Regions from separate parts of the Homo sapiens genome. Here region 1 is linked to region 2. Evidence: chromatin contacts called from ENCODE Hi-C or POLR2A ChIA-PET data. All regions are on one chromosome and are shown on one strand. Each heading gives the region's core, a stretch centred on a gene start or an enhancer-like site at or near the end of the contact. The rest is flanking DNA. Distances are from core to core; before and after follow the strand shown. Region 1 overlaps KAT6B (lysine acetyltransferase 6B). Region 2 overlaps ADK (adenosine kinase).

The links. Hi-C counts contacts between places; a loop is a spot of excess contacts on that map. ChIA-PET counts read pairs that join two places held with the same protein, here RNA polymerase II (POLR2A). Pooled maps may share reads with other maps.
Region 1: a map with no recorded cell type shows a loop between it and region 2 (2.6-fold over the local background). The contact joins two enhancer-like sites. A Hi-C loop is called at or near these places in 1 of 37 single-sample maps with no recorded cell type and 1 of 50 pooled maps. POLR2A ChIA-PET finds 5 or more read pairs at or near these places in 3 of 52 experiments (GM12878, PC-3 and activated CD4-positive, alpha-beta T cell).

Annotation. Positions count from the first base shown.
Region 1 is chr10:74,850,986-74,858,256 of GRCh38, reverse strand. All of the region lies in intron 3 of KAT6B (lysine acetyltransferase 6B), which reads right to left. Among named protein-coding and RNA genes, the nearest start is that of KAT6B, 28 kb to the right of the region's middle. RefSeq lists a silencer at 1,977-2,187. Within about 2 kb of position 3,221, at least 9 of the 41 ENCODE cell types and tissues checked have a DNase peak (open chromatin) inside an H3K27ac peak, as active enhancers do.
Region 2 is chr10:74,166,680-74,174,238 of GRCh38, reverse strand. All of the region lies in intron 1 of ADK (adenosine kinase), which reads right to left. Among named protein-coding and RNA genes, the nearest start is that of ADK, 19 kb to the right of the region's middle. RefSeq lists an enhancer at 6,524-6,643. Within about 2 kb of position 5,123, at least 10 of the 41 ENCODE cell types and tissues checked have a DNase peak (open chromatin) inside an H3K27ac peak, as active enhancers do.

The sequences.
Region 1 (7,271 bases), core at 1,972-4,471, 690 kb before region 2:
AACTCTGAAGCTATTAGTGCCAAATCCATTCTTCAGTTCTTCAACTAGTGAGTAAAGGGACATGAAGTGGAGGCAAGAGTGCACGCCCCCGTTCCTGCTCTCCTGGAAATGACTCAGGATGTACCATGAGACTCAAAACTCAGGCCTCTTGACCCCCGGCCTTCAGCTAGCATTACTCCCATAAACTGTGATTAATTCCTTTCTGGTTATTTTTTCCTTTTTTTTTTTAATTAAGAAATAGAGTCCTGCTCAGTCGCCCAGGCTAGAGTGCAGTGGCACGATCATAGCTCACTTACAGCCTCAAACTTCTGGACTCAGGCAATCCTCCCACCTCAGCCTCCCAAGTAGTTAGGACTACAGTTCTGTGCCATCACACTTGGATAATTTTTAAAAATTTTTTCTAGAGATGGGATCTCACTATGTTGTCCAGGCTGATCTCAAACTCCTGGCCTCAAGTGATCCACCTGCCTTGGCCTCCCAAAGCATTGGGATTATAGATGTGAGCTACCTGCACCTGGCCCTCTTTCCTTTCTAAACAGACTTGATCATGGTTCACCATAGCCCAAAACCTTCAATGATTTGCAACCCCCAATGCAAAATTTGATTTAGGTGACAATACTAAACCCTGTGTGGCAGGCAAAATAATGGGCTCCCCCAAAAATGTCTACTTCCTAATGCCCAGAACCTTACCTGGCAAAATAACCTTGCAGATATGATAAAGTTAAGGACTGTGAGATAAGGGCATTATCTGGATTATCCAAATGGGCTCAATCTAATAATATGCATCCTTTAAAAGCTGAAAAACTGTCCAGGCTGTGGTAAGAGGCAGATGTGACTGTGAAAGAACAGTCAGAGAGATGCAACATTGCTGGCTTTGAAGATGGAGGAAGGGATCATGAGTCAAGGAATATGCGCAGCCTCTAGAAGCTCAAAAAAGCAAGGGAAAAGATTCTCTCCTAGAGCCTCCAGAAAAGAACATTACCTTGCCCTCACCTTCATTTTAACCTAAGAAACCCATGTTGGACTTCTGACCTACCGAACTGTAAGACAATACATTTGTGTTGTGTTAAACCATTAAGTTGCTGTAATTTGTTACAGCAGCAATAGAAAACTAATACACACTGGGTGAAAGGTTACTCACATGCTTTCAAAGTATCATTGCACAGATTACTTGTTAATTACAAAAGGGAAAAGGCGCCTTTATAAACGAAGATCTAGCAGATGCCACCTTAACCAACTGATAAACTAAGCACCACCAGTAATGAGACAAGCTGAAATTATTTATCTCCTGGTATCTCACAAGAAGAAATATACAACATCCCCCATACAGTATTTTTTCTTTTCTTTTTTCTTTTTGAGACAGAGTCTCACTCTGTCACCCAGGCTGGAGCGCAGTGGTGTGACCTTGGCTTACTGCAACCTCCATCTCCTGGATTCAAGCAATCCTTCTACCTCAGTCTCCCAAGTAGCTGGGACTACAGGCACATGCCACCACGCCCAGCTGATTTTTTTGTATTTTCTGTAGAAACGGGGTTTCACCATGTTTCCCAGGCTGGTCTCAAACTTCTGAGCTCAATCAGTCCACCCATCTTAGCCTCCCAAAGTGCTGGGATTATAGGTGTGAGCCACCACTCCCAGACCCCCACACGCTATTCTTGTCAAAAATGTTTACTCTGAATCTAATCATGAGGATACAGTCAGACAAATACTAATTGTGGGACATCCTACAAGACAACTACCCTAGACTCTTCAAAAATGTCAATGTCTTCAGAAGCAAAAAGGAGGGAAAACTGTTCTCTATTAAAGGTGACATGACAGCCAAATGCAATATATGATCTTTGGTTGGATCCTGGATGAAAAGTCAAAAGTTGGCCAGGCGCAGTGGCTCACACCTTTAATCCCAGCACTTTGGGAGGCCTAGGCGGGTAGATCACCTGATGTCAGGAGTTCAAGACCAGCCTGGCCAACCTGGCGAAACCCCATCACTACTAAAAATAAAAAAAGTTAGCCGGGCATGGTGGCACGCACCTGTAGTCCCAGCTGCTCGGGAGGCTGAGGCAAGAGAATTGCTTGAACCTGGGAGGTGGAGGTTGCAGTGAGCTAAGATCATACCACTGCACCCCAGCCTGGGCAACAGAGCGAGACTCCATCTCAAAAAAAGTCAAAAGTTATAAATGAGATTTTGGGGCCATTTGGGGAAATATGGACTGTCAGTTAACACTCATTCCACTGCCGAATTTTTTGCGTAATAGTATAGTATATAAGAGAACATTTTTGATATATTATTAAGTATTTAGGGGTGAAATATAATATTTGTAATTTAGTTTCCAACAGTTTAGTCAAAATTGTGAATATATAAATGTGCTGTATATATACGCACACCCATGTATAAAAACATATACATATACACACATATAGGAAGAGAAAGAATGTGGCAAAATGTTAAAATTGGTGAATCTATGTGAAAGAAATAGAGTGTTTACTGTACTACTCTTTTAATATTTATGAAATACTCTAATTTTATAAATTATAAAGGTTAGGAGAGAAGTATTTTCCTAGCTCCCTCCATGCCTGCCTTTCCCAGGTCTGCTCACACACTGCCAGGAGTCTACCTGGAACAGCTGATGTTCTTCAAACAGCCAATACTCTTCCACTAGCAGATCCTGTTTTCTGCTGCTTTACTCACAACTCAAGGCTCAACAGCTAAAGCTGGGTTTTGTTATAAGACAGAAGTGTTTACAATACTAATTTTGAAAACAAGTTGGTCAAATATCAAATGGGAGTCATCTTTTAATGGCCTTATTACTAGATTTTAATATGTTCTTATGTTTCTCTTTCCCAAGATAATGTTTATGATCTGTTTCTTAAACTTCATCATACCCATAGGGTGGCAAGCATGACAGGGAAACCTTGGACAAAAAGCAGGGCTGGTCACATCAGAAACTACTAACAGAAACAGTCAAGCTCTGCCTCTGGCTCTCAGCCCATGTCACTCTGAACACCCTAGGCAGCCCAGACCAAGGCTCACCTCCTTCCTGCAGGCCTCACTGCTCTCCATATGGCAGCTCACTGACATCAAAGAAGACGGAAGAAATTATCTAAATTCACCAGGCTAGTTCCACTCCTTCCCTTGAATTGTGGAAGAGTCGCTGATATCTCAATTACCTCTCCTGCAATAGTACCTTTTTCCCTGCATGCTAAGATTTTGCAATGCTAAAAAGCAGGGTGAGAAGTGTATACTGGACTAACAGATGGAAGATTAACAACAAAAGACCGACTTGATGGGGGAGACAAAACTACAATGTTTGTATACCTATAATAAAAATACTGAGGAAGAAAAATTGAACTTGTAAGTAAAGTTAGGTTGCTCTTCTGTAACGCCTGTCGAGCTACAGACAGGAAAAGGCCCAGCATGGTTTCTGTGTACGCCTATGCTGTTTCTAATAGAAAGGACAAAATAGAGCCAAAACATCTGTTGACCAGTTAAGTTTGTTAATGAAACCAAATTGCAGCTGGTTTATCACAGATCAAAAGTGAGGCAAATTAGAGAAAGGATGTATGAACAAAGCTGGTTTCTAAAAAATAGTGGCTAAAGAATTCTAAACCCACTTGTCAAATTAACAAAAATCCTTCCTGGATTTTGCTTAGACCAGTGATTAGTATTTACTTTGTATCTTTGCAGAGACCAGCCTCATAGTTTAAATCTAGTATCATTCACTCTAAAATGTTGTCTATATTGCTCATTTTGCAGATTTATCAAAATATCACCTTTCATTAAAAAAAAACAGAAAAAACATACACTCTACATAATATTACACTAATTAAAAGATTCACTTATATAAGGAAAAAGAATATGTAGTTTGCAACTGTTGGAGACTTCTCTGGTAAAGTGCTTCTGCCCCAAGCAGAGGCATATGTACAGTTAGCATTTCACATATCCACTGCCACAACTCCTTCTCTTACATGTACAACTTTCCATCACCACCTGAAGACAGAGAGATAAGCACACCCACTCACAAAAACATACTTCCCTCTTGGCCCTGCTAACTCAAAATGTCACATGCAAATTACATGGCTGACGCATTTGCTAACTTTAATTTGGTGAGCTAATTGATGTTTATGTACTCAGAAACATTAATAGATTGGAGAGATCAAAGTACCTGAGAAGATTCAGGTTCATATTTTAAATGCTAGTGTGATCAGAGAACAGTTTCACCTAATCTACTGTAGTTTAAGGCACAGGGCCAAGAAAAGGAAGTTTATAAACAAAACAAAAAGTCAAGAATTTTACAATTAAAACACATTGCTACTGTCATGATAAAACAATGGGCTGGGCGTGGTGGGGCATGCCTCTAATCCCAGCACTTTGGGAGGCCGAGGTGGGCAGATCACAAGGTCAGGAGTTCGAGACCAGCCTGGCCAATATGGTGAAACCCCCGTCTCTACTAAAAATACAAAAAAATTAGCCAGGAGTGGTGGCACATGCCTGTAATCCCAGCTACTCGGGAGGCCAAGACAGGAGAATTGCTTTAACCTGGGAGGCGGAGGTTGCAGTGAGCCGAGACCATGCCACTACACTCCAGCCTGGGCAAGACAGCAAGACTCCATCTCAAATTAAAAAAAAAAAAAAAAAAAAGGCATTTCTTATATATTAAAAATAAAAGGCTGAGCACGGTGGCTCACGCCTATAACCCCAGTACTTTGGGAGGCCGAGGTGTGTGAACTGCTTGAGCTCAGGCGTTCAAGACCAGCCTGGGCAACGTGGCGAAACCCTATCTCTACAAAAAATACAAAAATTAGCTGGGTGTAGTGGTGTGTGCCTGTAGTCCAAGCTACTTGGGGGGCTGAGGTGGGAGGATGGATCATTTGAGCCTGGGAAGGTCAAGGCTGCAGTGAACCATGATTACACGGCTGCACTCCAGCCTGGGCAACAGAGTAAGACTGTCTCAAAAAAAAGAAAAAAAAAAATTAGCCAGACAAGGTGGTGCACACCTGTAGTCCCAGTTACTCAGGAGGCTGAGGTGGGAGGATCAAGGATCACTTGAGCCCGGGAGGTCGAGGCTGCAGTGAGCCATGATCAAACCACTGCACTCCAGCCTGGGTAACAGAGTGAGACCCTGTCTCAGAAAAAAAAAAAAAAAAAAAAAGATGAAAGAAATAACATACAAAGATAAAACATATAAAAAGAATATAGACCTTCATTTTTGAGAAACATTAAAACGTACATTTGTTAAATAATGTTTGAAGAGAAAGGATGAATAAAATATTTGTCATTTAAGACAAAATCAGAATAAACCAGCAAATAGTACTTAACTGTTAAATAACTTCAAAGCTACAGAATATAGATTTTCTTAGCACTGAAAGTATCACAAATGTAGCTGGGAATACAAGAGTAACTCCTGAAAGCTGCTGATCATTCAGGACAGGATCATGTGTTACATACAGTAAAGGTATCACAACTATCAAATCTATCTAAGATCCAAAGAGTTAAAAGAATGTTTAACATTCATTTGAACAACCAAAAATCCTCTTGACATAATGTTTCTACTTTACCTGAAGCCCATTTCATTAGAAGTCTAGACAAGTCCCATCTTGATAAAAGCTCAAAAGTGGAACACGCTGTCATGCCTCAGAGTACAATAGAAAGACTCATTCACCCTTCATTTTATCTTTCCCTTGACCCAACTAACTAGTTTGAGACAATTCATGTGCTCTCTCAACAATGTCTCAACAACTGGTACTACCTGCTCACAAAAGCAGTCCTCAGACACTGCTATTGTGAAGAACTTCTGAAGCTTAATTATAAGAAGAACATGAACTGCAATTTTTTTCCTTCCATGACCCTGGAACAGCAAGTATTTGATCCACCTCGTCTTTCACATTACAATAGGTTTCTGTCTGACTTTAGTGATTCTAAAACTGACTTTATCCATACCAATTCCAAAATGCAGGTTATTTTGAAGAGCATATTTTACAATATTTAGAGATTTATTCGATTTTCAGTTAAATACACATAATCAAGCACTCTTCAAGAAAGATGACATCTGCAACACAAAGGATACCAATTCAAAGGAAAACTAAGAAGGTCAACAGAGAGGAGGACATTCAGGCTCTATAATTAGCAGATAAAAAATATACACATTTCTGCCAAAAAAGATCCAGAGTTGCCTGAGACTATGAACAATTCCCCTAGGGCTGAGAGACTTCTGGAAGCCTGCCACATCAAAGAACAATATGGACTAATGAATAGTCCTTCATAAAGTACAGGCTATTGGAAAAGTCCCAGAACAGATGAGGAGGGTCTGCTCTAGGGCAGGGTTAAGGGGACTGAAGAGGAGAAAACAGAATGGAGAAAACAGAAGAAAAGAAAATCTAAAAATAAACTTATCTAATTCATGTGTGTAAACAACTCAAGCAACTGCTGTAGGATGTACATTTATCTTCTATTTGTAGAAATATTTCATATTAATAACAGTGCCAAAAACCCTAACAACGTATCTCTCTAAAAGGGGCAGGAGAAATAGAATAAACAACTGAATAAGCCAAGACCACACATAACAAGGGTCCTACGTTTGTCTTTCAACCCCATTTCTGATCATCTGAACTCCTTTTAAAAATCATTTTGTGGCCAGACACAGTGGCTCATGCCTGTAATCCCAGCACTTTGGGAGGCCGAGGCAGGTGGATCACTAGGTCAAGAGATTGAGACCATCCTGGCCAATATGGTGAAACCCCGTTTCTACTAAAAATACAAAAATTAGCTGGGCGTGGTGGTGCACGTCTGTAGTCTAGCTACTCCAGAGGCTGAGGCAGGAGAATTGCTTGAACCAGGGAGGCGGAGGTTGTAGTGAGCCGAGATCGCGCCACTGCACTCCAGCCTGGCAACATAGCAAGACTCCATCTCCAAAAAAAAAAAAAAAAAATCATTCTTATCAGCCTGACCAACATGGTGAAACCCTGTCTCTACTAAAAATACAAAAATTAGCCGGGCATGGTGGCACATGCCTGTAATCCCCAACTACTCAGGAGGCTGAGGCAGGAGAATCGCTTGAACCCGAGAGGCGGCAGCTGCAGTGAGCCGAGATTGCGCCACTGCACTCCGGCCTGGGCAACAGAGCAAGACTCTGTATCCAAAAAAAAAAAAATCATTTTGATTTTTTTCTTATTGACAGTATCACTGTTTTTGTAATTTTGTTTATGTTTGAAGGCTTTTTGTAAGATTCTAATACAAATATTTCTTCAACAGAAAAAACATCAGAAGCCCTACTTGA
Region 2 (7,559 bases), core at 3,874-6,373:
TCCCCGGGGTTCAAGCAATTCTCCCACCTCAGCCTCCCGAGTAGCTGGGACTAAAGGCACGCACCACCATGCCTAGCTAATTTTTTTTTCGTGTTTTTAGTAGAGACAAGGTTTCACCGTGTTGGCCAGGCTGGGCTTGAACTCCTGACCTCAAGTGATCCGCCCACCTCAGCCTCCCAAAATGCTGGGAATACAGGCATGAGCCACCACACCCAGCCTTTAAACTGGTTCTTAAACTGTCTGTCCCTCGGTTTACCCATTATATGCTGTTCAGGGCACTGTGAAGATTAAAATTTAATTAACTATAGTAAAGAGTCTAATAGAATCCTTGGCACATGGCATAATTATTACTTTGTTATTATCATAATAGTTAAACTTACATCTCTGGAGGCATGATCCCAAAGCTAACATGAACTTGGCCCTCTGAACAATCAAATGCACTTTTGCTCATGCTTAACATACTTTGGTAACACCTACCTTTGATTTGTAACATTAAAATTTTCAAATTAAAGCCAGGCACAGTGGCTCACGCCTGTAATCCCAGCACTTTGGGAGGCTGAGGCAGGAGGACCACAAGGTCAGGAGTTCGAGACCAGCCTGGCCAATATGGTGAAACCCCATCTTTACTAAAAATACAAGAATTAGTTGGGCGCGGTGGCACACACCTATAGTCCCAGCTACTTGGGAGGCTGAGGCAGGAGAATCACTTGAACCTGGGAGGCAGAGGTTGCAGTGAGCTGAGATTGCTCCACTGCACTCCAGCCTGGGCAACAAGAGCAAGACTCCATCTCAAAAGAAAAAAAAAAAGAAAGAAAAAGAAAAAAAATTTTCAATTTGAAAAAACCTAGCCGGGCGCAGTGGCTCACACCTGTAATCCCAGCACTTTGGGAGGCCAAGGCGGGTGGATCACGAGGTCAGGAGATCGAGACCATCCTGGCTAACACAGTGAAACCCCATCTCTACTAAAAATTAAAAAAAAAATTAGCCGGGCGTGGTGGCGGGTGCCTGTAGTCCCAGCCACTTGGGAGGCTGAGGCAGGAGAATGGTGTGAACCCAAGGTGGAGCTTGCAGTGAGCAGAGATCATGCCACTGCACTCCAGCCTAGGTGACAGAGCAAGACTCCATCTCAAAAAAAAAGAAAAAAAAAAAACTAATTTTGATACCAAAACAGGTAGTCTTAAAACTTTATTTTTTAACAAATATACTAAATTCAGTATAATTAAGGGAAGATATGGGTCTGCAATATTAAAATAGTTAATAAAATTGAAGCCACACCAAAGATATTTTTTAACTCATTTTTGATATTTGCATCTAACCGTTTTTTTTTTTTTTTTGACATGGAGTCCCACTCTGTCACCAAGCTGGAGGGCAGTGGTGCACTCTTGGCTCACTGCAACCTCTGCCTCCCGGGTTCAAGCAATCCCCTAGGCGTGCGCCACCAGGCCTGGCAAATTTTTTGTATTTTAGTAGAGATGGGGTTTCACCATGTTGGCCAGGATGGTCTTGATATCCTGACCTCGTGATCCGCTTTTTTTTTTTTTTTTTTTTTGAGATGGAGTTTCACTCTTGTTGCCCAGGCTGGGGTGCAATGGCGCGATCTCGGCTCACTGCAACCTCTGCCTCCCAGGTTCAAGTAATTCTCCTGCCTCAACCTCCCTAGCAGCTGGGATTATAGGCATGTGCCACCATACCCGGCTGATTTTGTATTTTTAATAAGAGATGGGGTTTCTCCATGTTGGTCAGGCTGGTCTCAAACTCCCAACCTCAGGTGATCCGCCCACCTCGGCCTCCCAAAATGCTGGGATTACAGGTGAGCCACCGCGCCCAGCCAATCAGCTGTCTAGCCAGGTGCAATGGCTCACACCTGTAATCCCAGCACTGAGGGAGACCAAGGCAGGAAGACCACTTGAGCCTAGGGGTTCAAAACCAGCTTGGGCAACATAGGGAGACCACACACCTGTAGTCCGAGCTACCTGGGAGGCTCAGATGGAAGGATGGCTTGAGCCCAAGAGTTCAAGGCTACAGCAAGCTGTGTTTGCGCCGCTGCAATCTAGCCTGAGAGATAGAACAAGACCCTGTCTTAAAAAAAAAAAAAAAAAAAGAAAATCCATGTACTGTAGGAAATGAAAAAAAAGTTTTTTATTAATGGTCAAAAAAATTTTCAAAAAGTTTATTCTCTCAAAATTTAAGTACCAGTCGTGTCAGCAGTTACAAACACAAAAATATTATTTCAAGAAAGAGGACTCATGTGATCTTTCAGAGTCAATAATGTAGCGACAAAAGTAAAGATATATTTTCCCAGGTAAAGGCAGAAGTTCTGTTATTCACAGCAACTTCCCTTCCCCAGCCTTTCATGCTCTATTTCTAATCTTTCCATTCTACTCTTTTTCTAAATACACACACACACACACACACACACACACACACAGAGAGACAGAGAGAGACAGAAAGAGAGTGAGCGCTGAGAGAGAGAGTACTGAGTAACTACTACTTTTGATCAATTTTCTAAACAATTTATTTCAACCCTATTTTTTTCCTAAAAGCCTAGCTTATCCTACTTTAGGAGAAAATAGTCAACTGAAATTTTTAACCTTCAGTAGTCTTTTTACAATTAGAATAGCTGAATCAAGATAAGTGGGTCTGAATAGTTTGCTCTTCGTAAGACTGATATGTAAATATTCCATATACTTTATCTAATCTTGTGGTCTGGCCCTATAAAAGCAATCAGATACATAACCCAAAATAGCTAAGTGCCTCCAAATAGCATACCAAAAATGTGGACCCATCCACTAATCTCTTCAACAAATGCTTCAAGCCCCAAAATAATAGCAAAGTTCTCTTCAAACACAACCAGTTTGTTAAGGGTGCGATAAAACAAGCACTCTCATATAAAATTAATGGGAGTATAAATTAGTACATTTCTACTATAAAGAATTTTGGCAATATGTGTCAGTAATTCCAACTTTTAGGCAACTATCATTAAAAGAGAGACAAATGTGTATAAAGATTTGTATACCCAGTTATTCATTTCAGCCTTATTAACAATAGCAAAAATTTATTATATCCCAAATAACCAGAAATAGGGTAATAGTTAAATAATTACAGAATGTTATGGAACTATTATAAAATGTTTCCACAGACTTTTTAGGGACATAAGAAAATGCTCATGATATAATGTTAAATGAAAAAAGCAAAACAAAAGGAAGTAGAGTATGAACTTGACTGTGTTTAAAAAAATACACACCATATATGCATAGAAAAAAATGATTGGAAAGAAATACACCTAAATGTTATTAGTTATCTCTGGAAAGTAGGATTATGCATAATTTTACTTTATTTACATTCATCCATCATTAATTTTCTAATACTGGTTTTATAGTTATAATTTTTATAATTATTATTAAATATCAACTATCTTTTTTCTTTTTTTTTTTTTTTTGAGATGGAGTCTTGCTCTGTCGCCCAGGCTGGAGTGCAGTGGCGCGATCTCGGCTCACTGCAGGCTCAGCCTCCCAGATTCACGCCATTCTCCTGCCTCAGCCTCCCGAGTAGCTGGGACTACAGGTGCCCGCCACCACGCCCGGCAAATTTTTTTTGTATTTTTAGTAGAGACAGGGTTTCACCGTGTTAGCCAGGATGGTCTCGATCTCCTGACCTCGTGATCCGCCTGCCTCGGCCTCCCAAAGTGCTAGGATTACAGGCGTGAGCCACCGTGCCCGGCCTTACTATCTTTTTTAAATGGCTTAAAAATACAAAACTTACTCCTGCCCTTTTTGAAAACTTGCATTTTTAAAATCATAACCTTGTTCCTGAGTTTTTTTAAAAAAAGAAATTCACAACCGTCAAAACTACCCTTATTTTTAGACAAATTGGGCTAATTTTATAAATGTTTCATTTTTTCATGTATAAAGATTCTTTAAGACAGGAATAACAAAAATAAGGTGTCCTCATGATTTTTTTGATTAATTTTAAATCACAACTTGACAAAAGTTAAAAGTGTGTATCCTACTTTTAGAGCTTTGCAAAGCCTTGACGAGCCCAGCTGTCATAACATGAATGTGGAATGTTTTCCCTGCATGTTACTTAAAAATACAAACCCTCATTTAATATGAATTCAAAAATCAGTAAAATAATATTATTTAAAGAATCTATATCATATCCAAAAAGAGAAACTTCTTAAAACTTGTCTCCCTAAAATAGTGTGCAGCCATGTAAAGGTCAGGGGCCTGGGAATGAGAAGGGATTCGAATCCTGGACTTACCAATAACTTTATTACTTTTGACAAATCATTACCTCTTTGACCATCAGTTTCCTTTTCTGAAACACAAAGGAGTTTGTTATAGGTGACATCTCAGGTTCCTTTAAGTTCTTATTAGACAATGAAAGAAAATACTTGTGCATACTTGTATCTCAAAACATATTGAATTTTTTTAAAGGAGTTGATAAATTTTAATGCAATTTTAGTTAGCTTTCATTATGGACAAGTTTATTCAAAGAAACACTGCTAAATCTATTAATTCTCTCCTGCAAAAGACATTGTAAGAATGCTATTATGTTGTTTGCTTTTAATAATCATCTTTAGATTCTTATATGTCACATTTCACTTTAACATCACATATTCAAACAAAATACAATCTTTAAATGGAAGCTGGCAATTTATTTCCCTGGAGAATTTGAAGAGTACAATAACATTTGACTGATTGAACTTTATTTAGTAAGAATTCTTAGCAAAACTCCCTCCCAGGCACACCCACACAGTACTTCTTTATTTTCTGTGAGCTACAAATCTTTGACTCTCAAAGGCAACTCCAATCTGAAAGTACAAGATAACACTGCTTATCAATTATTTATGCTGCACAGAACATATTTTTAAACTATAGAAGTGAATATCACTATCATTTCACAACAGAAAAGGGATTTTAATACAAAAATATAGAAAGTACATCACAGAAATAAAGAATAGCCCTTCTCAAAAGCTTGTTGCTAACCTTATGAAATATATTTTCTTTTTCCTTTTTTTTTAAGACAGGGTCCCACTGTCACGCAGGCTGAAGTGTACTGGCACAATCTTGGTTCACTGCAACTTCCGCCTCCCAGGCTCGAGCAATCCTCCCACCCCAGCTTCCTGAGCGGCTGGGACCACATATGCACGCCACCATGCCCAGCTAATTTTTTGGTAGAGATGTGGTCTCACGATGTTGCCCAGGCTGGTATCAAACTCCTGAGCTCAAGGGATCCACCTGCCTCAGCCTCCCAAAGTGCTGGGATTACAGGCATGAGCCACCACACCGGTCCTATATTTTCTATCTAAAAGATTTTCCTTATTTTGGCAAGGCACGGTGGCTCACGTCTGTAATCACAGCAGTTTGGAAGGACAAGGCGGGAGGATCACGAGGTCAGGAGTTTGAGACCAGCCTGACCAACGTGGAGAAACCCCATCACTACTAAAAATACACAAATTAGCCGGGTGTGGTGGCACATGCCTGTAATTCCAGCTATTCAGGAGGCTGAGGCAGGAGAATCGCTTGAACCCGGGAGGTGGAGGTTGCAGTGGGCCGAGGTCATGCCACTGCACTACAGCCTGGGCGACACAGAGAGACTCCGTCTAAAAAAAGATTTTCCTTATTTTTATCATTTCAACGTAGATCTGATCTATGATACTTCACAATCTTTTTTTTCTTTCTTTCTTTTTTTTTTTTTTTGAGACAGTCTCGCTCTGTCGCCCAGGCTGGAGTGCAGTGGCGCGATCTCGGCTCACTGCAAGCTCCGCCTCCCGGGTTCATGCCATTCTCCTGCCTCAGGCTCCCAAGTAGCTGGAACTACAGCGCATGCCACCATGCCCCGCTAATTTTTTAGTATTTTTAGTAGAGATGGGGTTTCACTGTGTTAGACAGGATGGTCTCGATCTCCTGACCTCATGATCTGCCCGCCTCGGCCTCCCAAAGTGCTGGGATTACAGGCGTAAGCCACCGCGCCCAGCTCACAATCTTTTAAATTGTTCATTCATTAACTCAACAAATATTTATCGAGCATCTGTTCTACTACAGGAGACACTACAGATTTGGCAAAGATCAAGAACATGTGCTGCCCTTTTAGAACTTACATTCTAAGGAGAGAAAGATGAATAATCAAGTAACAAAAAAGAACAGCATCAAATGATCATAAGTGCTATTCAAAGAATTAAAACCAGCAGATCAATGTAGAGAAAGAAATTTTAAACTTTAAATCATTTCTTCAAAAGCATAAAACCCTCAGTATTCCATGGAAAAATAATATACATACTCAAATTGAACTATGAAAATTTACCAAAAGCAGACAAATTTCCCAATGGAGGAAAAAACACTTTAAAAGTGATCATCCTTCAAAGGGCAATAACAGAATTAAAAGCTTGGATATATAATTCAGTCATGTTTTTCTAAATTATTTTACATAATTGTGGCAGACTTAAAATGGGAACAATATCTTAGAGACAAGAAGTCTATGTTCCCTTCTCTTAAATCTGGGCTAGCCTGGAACTCCTCTGACCAATAGTGTATAGTGAAGGTGATGCTATGCCAGATTCTAAGCTAGCCTTTGAGAGGGCTGCCAGCTCCTGCTTTGGTCTCTTGGAGCTGCCACGTGAGAAGTCCAACTACCCAGCTGAAGAAACCACAGAGAGGATCTCAAACTACACTAAGAGAAGCCCAGTTGAGCCAAGCCTCCAGTTACCCTAAGGCATAAGGTGAGTGAATAAAGATAAGATGGACCCTCCAGACCAGACCTGTTGTCAGCTAAACACCTCCAAGTGATCTTATTCACCATATAGAACAGAATCAACAGGCCAAGCTGTGTCTGAATTCCTAATCCAAAAATCATGACATCTAATAAAGTAGTTATTTTAAGCCACCAAATTTTGGAATAGAAAACCAAACTGTGTGAAAAATACATTTTTTGGCCAGACACAGTGGCTCACGCCTGTAATCCTAACATTTTGGGAGGCTGAGGCGGGAGGATCACTTGAGCTTAGGAGTTCAAGACCAGCCTGGGCAACATAGTGAGACCTCATCTCTATTATATTTTTCTACATTTATATTTTTTTAATTAAAAATACATTTTTTACATTGTAACCCAGTACCCTATACATATAACTGAAACAATGATTCACAGAGCAATACTTACCTCTTAGGTACTCAATGCACAATATTTTTTATTCTATTTCTCGTTTATAAAATACCACTTGTGCAATACTCAAAAAGGCTCATGTAGTCTGGAAAACATTTTAGTCTATACAACTCACTTAACAGGTGCATTCACAAATCCAGACAGAGACCTTAATAGGACTCAGGTGTCCTTATCCCTAATCCAAAGCTCTTTTCCTTGCACCATGCTAAAAGCCAATAGGTATTACAGTTTGTAACCAGAAGTTCCTCACAAGCTCATATAAACACCTCAGAACTGAGTGAAAGCTTAAAAAGCTTCATGGAAGTCATGTAGCAATCAGAAATAGCTAAGAGGAACTGAGACTTTTCCTATTTTAACCATTTCTTTTTTTTTTTTCTTTTTTTTTTTTTTTGAGACGG